2 separate regions of the Homo sapiens genome follow, and region 1 is linked to region 2. The links are chromatin contacts, found by Hi-C or POLR2A ChIA-PET in ENCODE. All regions are on one chromosome and are shown on one strand. Each heading gives the region's core, a stretch centred on a gene start or an enhancer-like site at or near the end of the contact. The rest is flanking DNA. Distances are from core to core; before and after follow the strand shown.

Evidence for each region. Hi-C counts contacts between places; a loop is a spot of excess contacts on that map. ChIA-PET counts read pairs that join two places held with the same protein, here RNA polymerase II (POLR2A). Pooled maps may share reads with other maps.
Region 1: a loop to region 2 is called in a map of ascending aorta, with 1.9 times the contacts of the local background. The contact joins two enhancer-like sites. A Hi-C loop is called at or near these places in 1 of 168 maps with a recorded cell type or tissue (ascending aorta), 1 of 37 single-sample maps with no recorded cell type and 6 of 50 pooled maps. POLR2A ChIA-PET finds 5 or more read pairs at or near these places in 4 of 52 experiments (CD4-positive, alpha-beta T cell, GM12878, MCF 10A and 1 more).

The regions. Positions count from the first base shown.
Region 1 is chr4:147,815,239-147,820,607 of GRCh38, forward strand. All of the region lies in intron 1 of ARHGAP10 (Rho GTPase activating protein 10), which reads left to right. Among named protein-coding and RNA genes, the nearest start is that of MIR4799, 35 kb to the left of the region's middle. RefSeq lists an enhancer at 5,363-5,369. Within about 2 kb of position 1,316, at least 8 of the 41 ENCODE cell types and tissues checked have a DNase peak (open chromatin) inside an H3K27ac peak, as active enhancers do.
Region 2 is chr4:147,710,250-147,716,294 of GRCh38, forward strand. No RefSeq gene overlaps it. Among named protein-coding and RNA genes, the nearest start is that of ARHGAP10, 19 kb to the right of the region's middle. Within about 2 kb of position 4,687, at least 3 of the 41 ENCODE cell types and tissues checked have a DNase peak (open chromatin) inside an H3K27ac peak, as active enhancers do.

The DNA.
Region 1 (5,369 bases), core at 66-2,565, 100 kb after region 2:
GGCAAGTTGGGTAACCTGTGTCTGTGTCCTCTTCTGTTGTAGTGATAGTTAACCGAATCTACAAACGTAAAGTGATTAGTAGAGTACCTGATGTTATAAGGTGTGGTAGCCAGAATGGTGGCCCTCCAGTGATGTCCTGTCCTAATCATCCCTGGAACCTGTGAATATGTTATTTTACATGGCAAAAGGGACTTTCAGATGTGATTAAAGACCCTGAGATTATTGGCCGGAGGCGGGGGGCGGGGGGAGGAGGTTATCTTGGATTATCGTAGGGCCCATTGTAATCACAGTGGTCCTTAAAAGAGAGAAGAGATGTGATGACAGAAACAAAGGTCAGGCTGGGCACTGTGTCTCACACCTGTAATCCCAGCACTTTGGAGGGCCAAGGCAGGGGGATCACTTGACCCTAGGAGTTCAATACCAGCCTGGGCAATGTAGTGAGACCCCATCTCTACAAAAAATAAAAAAATAGGCGATAGGCGTGGTGGTGGTGGTTTCATGCCTGTAGTCCCAGCTACTCAAGAGGTTGAGGTGGGAGTTTCTCATGAGCCCAGGAGTTCAAGGCTGCAGGGAGCTATGATAGTGCCACTGCACGCTAGTCTAGGTGACAGAGTGAGACAGTCCTGCTGACACCTTGATTTTAGCCCCATGAGACTTCCCCCATTTTAGACTTCTGACCTCCAAAAACTGTTAGATAATAAGTTAGCGTTGTTGTAAGCCACTGCATTTGTGGCAATTTGTTACTACAGCAATAAGAAATGAATACGTAAGTGTCAGCTGTTTTATCTGGTTTTCCTGTTCCTACTGTAAATGAGATTTTCTTTAAACAGAGGAATCTGTGGCCAAAGACAGTTGGAAAATGAGTGGGCTAGGTGGTCGCCAGCATTCTCGTCCTATCTCCCATCCTGATGTGGCAGGTACTCTCTCCAGACAGTGCCTAGCCCCAGTAGTTTCTCAGCATTTGTGGAATGTTTAGGGAAGGCTGGATGGTGGTCTCCAGTGTGGAGCTGCCTGTGGGATTCTCTCCAGTCCCCACATCACTCCTGAAGGATTCTTCATAATTATTTGGCTATTTTGGTGTTTGGTTGTCTGTCATGTGCAATATTGGCCTTGAGCTCTGTGCTCCAGGTTTATGGGTTTCTTTTGGGGCCTATGCACCTTTGTGGGCTCTCCTTGTTTTCCTTTTACTCCATAAATTTGTCACTTCAAGTCATTCAAGTGACTTCAGATGTGTATTCTGTGATAAGAATTCATTACACAGACACCCCAGGCAAGCTGGACTCAGAGTTAGGGCCAGGAATGCTTTACCAGAATAGAGCCAGAGACAATGTTGGCCCATGAGCTGCTTCTGGAACAGCCTGTGATTTGGCCTTTAGGCCTAACCTAGCCCTGTGATGCATTCTGGGCTTATGAGTTGTTTGCAGCATTTTTTAAATCTAAAAAATGAGTTAGTTATTTGCTTTATTTTTTAACCTGTACAGAGAAGCCATAATGCCATTTTTGCATATAGTACCACTGCTGGTTTTGTAAAACAGGAAAACGTGAAGGAAAATATGAAGCTAGTCTACAATCCTAGAGGAATTTCATTTCACTTCCAAGTTACTTGGATTAATGTCAACATTATTTCACTGGCATGAAGGGTACTAAATTCTTAGAGTCTGTACCCTGTTCCTCTTTAGATAAAACATGAAAGAATTTTGGTGCGTGTTTTGATGTGCAGAGTCAGGGGCAGCTCCCTCAGCAGACCTTTGCGTAGTTGATAATCTAATTATGTGGCTCTCTACATAAAGAATATGAGCTTCCAGGTGCAATTTGTCTATTTTAAAAAGGGCTATGGAATCTATTATGATTTATAAAGAATCTTGTATTCAGATTTAATGAGTGACAAGAGTATATTTATTAACCATACCCTTTTTCTTTTCAAGCCCAGGATTATAGAACATGCTGCATTTCTAAAAGCATCCCCATTAGTGCTTTCGTTGCTGGGGTGGGAAGTTGTAGGAGTTAATAGTGACAACTTCATGACGAGGGCTCAGGCTTGTAACTTAAGGGGTTATCCTGCACTGACAGTGCTGCCTAGATGGGCAGTCAAGGTAGGGTGACCCAAACAGAGATGCTCCCCATCCCCCCAGCAGAGTGTCTGTTTGTCTAATATCTCATGGTCTTAACTAAAAATTGTTGATAAATAGGTGGCTCTGCTATAAGAAATAATTTTCTCAGTTGTAGAATCAAGGACAAGCAGTGGCAGTTCAGGCCAGAATCTGGAGGCTGTCCACACCTGAATTCAAAACGAGGTTGGCTCTCTCCATGTGGTATCCTACCTCTCAAACTCAGCACATCTCAAATATAACCCCTCATCTCTCAAACTGCTCCTAACCCTGGGAAGAATTAGATCACCTACATTGTCTCTCCTATTTGCCTGTGGATCAAGACACAAAAATTCAAGTCTGGAAGACTCTGAAGTGGCAAGTTCATTTGAAGGGTGCAGGTCACATTCATTCTTTTATGTTAGCTGTGCTTTTTGTGCACAGTCAGACTTGGCATTATCCACCAATATATAACAGCCTTGAGGGTATCTCAAGAGCAGTATTAATTCACAATACTCAGGAATTAGCAGGCAGAAGAGAATAGGGGGCATGGAGTTACAAATAAATGATTTTTCCATTTAATTGCAATTCTGCACTAGAGTCATTTAGAGAGCCTGATGGTTTCACACCAGTTGAGATCTGGGCAAAAGGACCTGGGAATAACGTGAAATCTCTTGAAAGATTGAATGGTGTAATGGAAAGGACATTGGTGGGAGTCTGAGAAACCAGGGAGTTGATCCTTTGCCTCCAGGACTTATTACCAGCAGTGTAAAGAGGTCTGTGACTTGACTGAGTCACTAAACTATCTCTGAACCTATTTTTTTTTCTTCTTCTTTTTCTTTTTTTTTTTTTTAAAGGTAACAGCAACACCTACCCTGCTGGTGTATTAAGAATAATTGAAATAATATTTGTAAGTCAATTAGCGTAGAGCAGGCGCTCAATAAAGGTTAGTTGGTTAGGCTGGGCGCGGTGGCTCACGCTTGTAATCCCATCACTTTGGGAGGCCGAGGCAGGTGGATCACCTGAGGTCGGGAGTTCAAGAGCAGCCTGACCAACATGGAGAAACCCCATCTCTACTAAAAATAAAAAAATTAGCTGGGGGTGATGGCATATGCCTGTAATTCCAGCCACTTGGGAGGCTGAGGCAGGAGAATTGCTTGAATCCGGGAGGCGGAGTTTGCGGTGAGCTGAGATCTTGCCATTGCATTCCAGCCTGGGTGACAAGAGTGAAACTGTCACCAAAAAAAAAAAAAAAAAAAAGTTAGTTTGTTAGTTTCCTCTATTCTCCCTGCCCTGCATCTAACCCAGGCAGAGATGTTGCTGGTCTTTGTAACTAACTTAGTCAGAAACTGCTTGAGTTTTATGTGCAATGATATTGGAAAGAAAATACATTTAATGGACTGCATTAAGTTTAGCAAACTGCCTTATGCTTTTGTTTTGAAAAGAAGAAGACATCTATAAAATATGAACTGCATGGGAAAATAAATTTAAAATGTATAAAGTAATGGAAAGGAAATTACATTTATAATTATTAAAAGAAATAGAATATGGTGTGGTCAGATTTTTAACAGTGGAAATTTTGCATAATGAACTCTGGTAAAACCCTAAGAGGAGATCACCAGAAAGGGGAAAATGAGTGATAGAAATGCTTATATTTTAAAATGAAGAAATGATATAACTATAATTCTTAGCACAGGTACAAAGCATGCTCTTTACATAGGGAGAAATACATCAGATTAGTTATGCAAATGAGCCCCAATTTAATCTGTTACAAACATTTTCAACTAATGAAATTAGGCATGAAATGCTGAAAAATTGGTGCATTTCAGTTTTAACTTTCCAGAGAACCTACTATTCTGACCATATGAAACACCATCTTTAAAATAACCTGCAGCCTTTGATCTAGTGATTTTGGATAAAATAATGAAACAGCTCCAATGGAAGACTATATAGCTTATGCCAGTCTATTCATAGCAATATATAAAAAATACATAGGTAAGTAAATATAAACAAACATGTTCGTATATATTATGTGTAAATGTGCACATATAAACAAGATCCTGTTGCGATCTGGCAAAGCAAACAGCAAAATAGAATAATGTGTATGTGACTACTAAAAATTATAAGCCCACAAACTATCAGTATTTGGAAATAGGTACATGAAATAAAATCATCCTATTATATCTTTTTTTATTTTTATTTTTATTTTATTATTTATTTATTTTATTTTATTTTTTCTTGAGATGGAGTCTCGCTCTGTCACCCAGGCTGGAGTTCAGTGGCGCTGTCTCAGCTCACTGCATGCTTCGCCTCCCGGGTTCCTCCCGGGTTCACACCATTCTCCTGCCTCAGCCTCCTGAGTAGCTGGGACTACAGGTGCCTGCCACCACGCCTGGCTACTTTTTGTATTTCTAGTAGAGATGGGGTTTCACCGTGTTGGCCAGGTTGGTCTTGAACTCCTGACCTTAGGTGATCCGCCCGTCTCGGCCTCCCAGAGTGCTGGGATTATAGGCCTGAGCCACCGTGCACAGCCTATTGTATCTTATTTACAGGTTTGGCTGCTGTTTCAGGGATGTAGAGAAGCATAAGACTGACAGCCGTCGCTTCAGGGAAATGAGGTTCCGGAGTGGGAAGATAGGTGACAATGCGCAAATATTGACTAAATAAGTTTGGGTGAATGAGTAAGTGCTATGAAGGAAATAAGACGGCAGTAGAATGGAGAGGGCCACGGTGCCTAGGACTAGCCCTATCCTAGGAAGGCTGAGGTGGGGAGGATTCCTGAGCTGAGCCATGGTGTTGGAGGAGTGGGCTAGTAAAGATGTAGCCTCAGGGAATAGCAAGTAAAGGGTTTTCAAACTGGAGTGAGTTTGGCATGTGTGAACCAAGAGCAACCAGTGTGTCTAGATCTTAGAGAACAATTGCATGTTTGCCTGGTTTACATTAGGAACTAAGTTATTTTATTTATTTACTTTATTATTTTGAGACAGTCTCATTCTCTAACCCAGGCTGGAGTGCAGTGGTGTGATCCTGGCTCACTGCAACCTTCGCCTCCTGAGTTCAAGCGATTCTCCTGCCTCAGCCTCCCAAGTAGCTGGGACTACAGGCAACCGCCACCACGCCCGGCTAATTTTTGTGTTTTTAGTAGAGATGGGTTTTCACTATGTTGGCCAGTCTGGTCTCCACCTCCTGACCTCAGGTGATCCACCTGCCTTGGCCTCCCAGAGTGCTGTTACAGGCGTGGGCTACCTCGGCCAGTTTTTTTTTTTTTTTTTTTTTTTTTTT
Region 2 (6,045 bases), core at 3,437-5,936:
GTCTATACAACATAAATCCCCAGGAAAAAAGAAGGAAAAGAAAGATGGGCGAAACCTTGGACCAACTTAATTTAAATATGTAAATTGCAAAGTTCTCATAGAAGGTTAAGTTTCTGTGGGAAAGGAACTGACTTAGTCCATTTTCTATGCTTAACAGAATACCTGAAAATGAATATCTTTTTTTTTTAAATAAAGCCTTTTTATAATTTATCTTTTTTTTTTTTTTTTTTTTTTGAGGAGTCTCGCTCTGTCGCCCAGGCTGGAGTGCTGTGGCACGATCTCAGCTCACTGCAAGCTCCTCCTCCTGCGTTCATGCCATTCTCCTGCCTCAGCCTCCCTAGTAGCTGGGACTACAGGCGCCTGCCACCACGCCCGGCTAATTTTTTGTATTTTTAGTAGAGACGGGGTTTCACCTTGTTAGCCAGGATGGTCTCGATCTCCTGACCTTGTGATCCACCCACCTCGGCCTCCCAAAGTGCTGGGATTACAGGCGTGAGCCACTGCGCCTGGCCTAATTTATCTTTTTTTTTTAAAAGAGCCATCATACGGTGAAGGAGCTGAGCCAGCTCAGGTTTCTCTTCCTCTTCTCTTAAAGCCACTGGTCCCACTTGCATGAAAATCCATTAATCGATTAAGCCATGAATTTGTGAATTCATGAATGGACTAATCATTTCATGAGGGGAAGAGTTCTTAAGAGACTGTCACCTGTTAAAGGCCCTCTCAATACTGCCACATTGTGGATTACGTTTCAACATGAGTTTTGGAGGGGGCAAATATTCAAACCATAGCAGAGGCTTAGCAACCAAGAGCAGTACTAAGGACATAAAGAGTCCATGAAATTTATCCTCAATATACCAGTGAGTATTTATACCATCTTTTTTTTTTTTATTTTTATTATGACCATTTTTTTGAGACAGAGTTTCGCTCTTGTTGCCCAGGCTAGAGTGCAATGGCATGATCTCGGCTCACCGCAACCTCTGCCTCCTGGGTTCAAGTGATTCTCCTGCCTCAGCCTCCTGAGTAGCTGGGATTACAGGTGCACACCACCACACCCAACTACTTTTGTATTTTCAGTAGAGATGGGGTTTGTCCATGTTAGGCTGGTCTCAAACTCCCGAACTCAGGTGTCCCAAAGTGCTGGGATTACAGATGTGAGCCACTACACCTGGCCTATCCCCTCTTTATTTAAGCCCTTTAAATTCGCAGGGAGTACCTAATGTCAAATATCAGCAGTTTAGTTTGTTCAGGATTAATTATTTGTGTAGTTTTGATGACTATGTATTGAAAACAAGTGCTCCTTTTACTTCTGTGTGATTGCAAATACCACTGAAGTAGCCCCTAACTATATAGGGGCCGAAAATTGCCATTATCTAATCCATTGATCATCTAATCTATTGATAATGGCAATTTTCAGCCCCTATGTAGTTAGACAGATTGCAGTCTGTCCAATTTTATTTTTATTTTTTACACTTATTGAATTAGAAAAGCATGTCCATTTTTAAAGCAATGAAATATCTACTCCATATTTGTGCTAAGTATAGTTTTAAAATTAACTATCACAAATAAAACAGCAACAGCTTAGACTTCAGGGTAGTTTTCTTCCTAAGAAATTCCTAAATTTCTTAGGAATTCTCAATTTCTAAATTGCAAACCACAGTATAAATTCAGAAAATTCCACTTTAGATTTGAATACAGCTCCAGGAGAGGATGATTGTCTCTTTGTTATACTCTTTAGAGGTTTGTTTTTTTTTTAATCTGTCATTACATTCAGATTTTAAATTCAATAAACATACACGATATACATCTCTTTGGAGGTGACCAAAACAGACATTCCTCTTATTTCACACACACCAAGTAAGCCTACAGTTAATGTTGCTTTGATACTGATGAGAAACTCGTATTTTATGTTAGCAATTTCTACTTTTCTGTCTCTACTGAAAATTCTTCTGAAAAGAATTTTAACTTCTTTTCAAAGAATGCCAAAATAGTCTGGAAAAAAACCCAAAAATCCAAGAAAACAAAACCCCAAAAAACAACAAAAGTCTTAAGCTTTTGGCCGGGCGTGGTGGCTCATGCCTGTAATCCCAGCACTTTGGGAGGTGGAGGCAGGTGGATCACCTGAGGTCGGGAGTTCGAGACCAGCCTGACCAATATGGAGAAACCCCCGTCTCTACTAAAAATACAAAATTAGCCAGGCATGGTGGCGCATGCCTGTAATCCCAGCTACTCAGGAGGCTGAGGCAGGAGAATCACTTGAACCGGGAGGCAGAGGTTGTGGTGAGCTGAGATCGTGCCATCGCACTTCAGCCTGGGCAACAAGAGTGAAACGCCGTCTCAAAAAAAAAAAAAAAAAAAAAGTCTTAAGCTTTCATAAGCACATAATCAGATCTTTCCATCTTTCATGGGGACCGTTGATTGGTAAATTCTGTTTTATGTTACAAAAGAGCAAAGTGGCTGTGTTCTAATACAGTTCTAGTTTTGCAACAAAAGTCTTGTAAAATTTTATATTCTCATTATTAAACGTGGATTTTAAGGGGCAGCCTCCATGCCTTATGACAAAACTAAGTGATAAAGGAATGTGCTGGTCAATCTGTTTTATTGTATACTTGATACCTTTTATGGTTGCATTTCATTACCTGAAATTTGGGGAAAAAAGACTAGAAGCTTGGCTTTTAGGTCACTTTTTTTTTTTTTTTTGAGACAGAGTCTTGCTCTGTCACCCAGGCTGGAGTGCGGTGGCGCGATCTCGGCTCATTGCAACCTCTCCCTCCTGGGTTCAAGCGATTCTCCTGCTTTAGCCTCCTGAGTAGCTGGGACTACAGGCATGCACCACCATGCCCGGCTAATTTTTTTGTATTTTTAGTAAAGATGGGGTTTCACCACGTTGGCCAGGCTAGTCTGAAACTTCTGACCTCAGGTGATCCGCTCGCCTCGGCTTCCCAAAGTGCTGGGATTACAGGCGTGAGCCACTGCGCCCAGCTGCTTTTAGGTCACTTCTGATAGCCTTGTATTTCATTCTATTGCTTATGAGCTTTGTATTCTGCTTTTGTGTTTGTTTTACTTTTCAGTGAAAATAAATAAATAGCTCAAGTGGGATCTATGCTTTAGTTATGTAAAGAATAGATTGCAGCAACATGGAATCAGCTGGAGGCCATTATCCCAAGCGAATTAACGTGGAAACAGAAAACCAAATACAGCATGATCTCACTTATAAGAGGGAGCTAAACATTGAGTACACATGGACACAGAGATGGGAACAATAGACACGGGGTTTACTTGAGCGCGGAGGGTGAAAGGAGGGTGAGGAGCAGAAAACTACCTACCGGGTACTGTGCTCACTACCTGGGTGATGAAATCTTTGTACATCGAACCCCAGCAACACACAATTTACCCACATAACAAACCTGCACATGTACCCCCAAACCTAAAATAAAAGTTAGAAGGAAAAAAAAAAGAATAAAGAGAGAAGACTTCTTAGACTCCTTAATCATATTATTTTTGTTGTCTGGGTAAAGATGGCTGAGGCCTGATGGCCTGATAGACTGATAGAAAGACAGTTATGAATTTAGAATTTCTTCTCTTCTTTTGATCACTTCATTCAGCAAGTAACGAGAGACACATAAAACAAAATTCTAAGGACTAAGTTAAGCTCAATATTTAAAGTCCAAGAAAACTGTGAGTTAAAAACTGGATATTAGGCACTGAACAGGACAAGTAACATATTTCTTGTACTTTTAACTGCTTTTTCAAACAAATTAAAACGGATAGGAAGCTCTTGGGAAACTCTTTTCAGTCATTGCAAAAAAATAGCTCAACCTATCCTAATCTGGCAAAGATTTAGAGGGCCTAAATTCCTAAAAGCATTAGGGGATTTTTTTTCCCCCTAGTTCCCAAGTATGCTGTATAAGAGTAATTTCTGTGGCTGGTCACGGTGGCTCACGTCTGTAAATCTCAGCACTTTGGGAGGCTGAGGCAGGCAGAGCACCTGAGGTCAGGAATTTGAGACCAGCCTGGCCAACATGGCAAAACCCCGTCTCTACTAAAAATACAAAAATTAGCCAGGCATGGTGGCGCATGCCTGTAGTCCCAGCTACTCGGGAGGCTGAGGCAGAAGAATCGCTTGAACCCAGGAGGCAGAAGTTGCAGTGAGCCGAGATCGCACCATTGCACTCCAGCCTGGGCAACAGAGTGAGACTCAGTCTCAAAAACCAAAACAAAACAAAAGAATGATTTTTATTATACCAAATTCAGAGTTAAAACATCTTTATATTCATTTGATATACTCTATGAGTGCATTTGCAGCCTTTAAAAGAGACGGTTGCTTAAGCTGACACTGCAGAGCATTGCAAGAAGTGTTGATTAAAATCTCCACATTTGTTCTGAGTTTGTGAATTCCAAGGAGGTTGGCTAATAGCAAGTAGTGGCTCTTCCACAGCTACTCAGCCCTGGATCATGGCCACCTGTGTGTCATTCCTATGCAATGACTGTTGTTAATATTTTGGTGCATATCTTTCAAATCTTTTCCTTTCATTGTAGATATTTTTTAATTTGCAAAGTCGATCTCATAGCCTTACTTTCTATTTTATAATTTTTTTCACCAACAACATGTGATTGATTTTTTAAAAACCATGTTCAACACTGTAAGATTATTCATCATCTCTCCTAGTTATAACATAATTTATTAGTTTCCTGTTGTTGGACACTTAGGCTATTTTAAATTTTTGCCTAGTGTAAATATTGTTGTGATTCACATCCTTGAACTTAAATCTTTGGGTACAGCCTGATTATATTCTATAGATAAGTTTCTTGAAGTAATGTTACTGAGTCAAATGGCAAATGTTACCACCATGAGATAATCATTGGAAATAATCTGGTGCATATTTTTGCTCTGTTTTGAAAAATTAATGTGTATGTACACAAATGTAAGTTTATATAACCTTTTATTTATTTATTTATTTATTTATTTATTTAGAGACAGAGTCTCGCCCTGTTGCCCAGGTTGGAGTGCAGTGATACGATCTTGGCTCACCACAACCTCTGCCTCCCGGGTTCAAGCGATTCTCCTGCGTCAGCCTCCTGAGTAGCTGGGATTACAAGTATGTGCCACCACACACGGCTAATTTTTGTATTTTTAATAGAGACGAAGTTTCACCATGTTGGCCAGGCTGGTCTCAAACCCCTGACCTCAAGTGATCTGCCCACCTCAGCCTCCCAAAGTGCTGGGATTAGAGGAGTGAGCCACCATGTGCGGCCAGTTTATATAACTTTTATTTTATTTTATTTTATTTATTTATTTATTTTGAGACGGAGTCTCACTTTTGTTGCCCAGGCTGGAGTGCAATGGTGAGATCTCGGTTCACTGCAACTTTCACCTCCCTGGTTCAAGCGATTCTTCTGCCCCAGCCTCCCAAGTAGCTAGGATTACAGGCACACACCACCACCCCCAGCTAATTTTTGTATTTTTAGTAGAGACGGGGTTTCACCATGTTGACCAGGCTGGTCTTGAACTTCTGACCTCAGGTGATCCACCCGCTTCGGCCTCCCAAAGTGCTGGGATTGTAAGCATGACCCACTGTGCCTGGCCAACTTTTTATTTTTATTATTTATTTGGAGACAAGAGTCTCGCTCTGTCGCCCAGTCTGTAGTGCAGTGGCAGGATTTTGGCTCACTGCAACCTCCACCTCCTGGGTTCAAGAGATTCTCCTGCCTCAGCCTCCCGAGTAGCTGAGATTACAGGCGCATGCCACCACACCCAGCTAATTTTTGTATATTTAGTAGAGACCGGGTTTCATTATGTTGGCCAGGCTGGTCTCAAACTCCTGACCTCAGGTGATCCACCTGCCTCGGCCTCCCAAAGTGCTGGGATTACAGACGTGAGGCACCGCACCTGGCCTATATAACTTTTTTAAAAAGTTGTTGTGTTATGTATGGGGGGCTGTATTGAAGGTTTTTAAGCAGAGGAATGACATGATCTGATTTTCATTTTAGAAGAATCATTCTGGCTGCTATGCTTCAAATAGACTGCAGGGAGCAAAGATAGAAGAA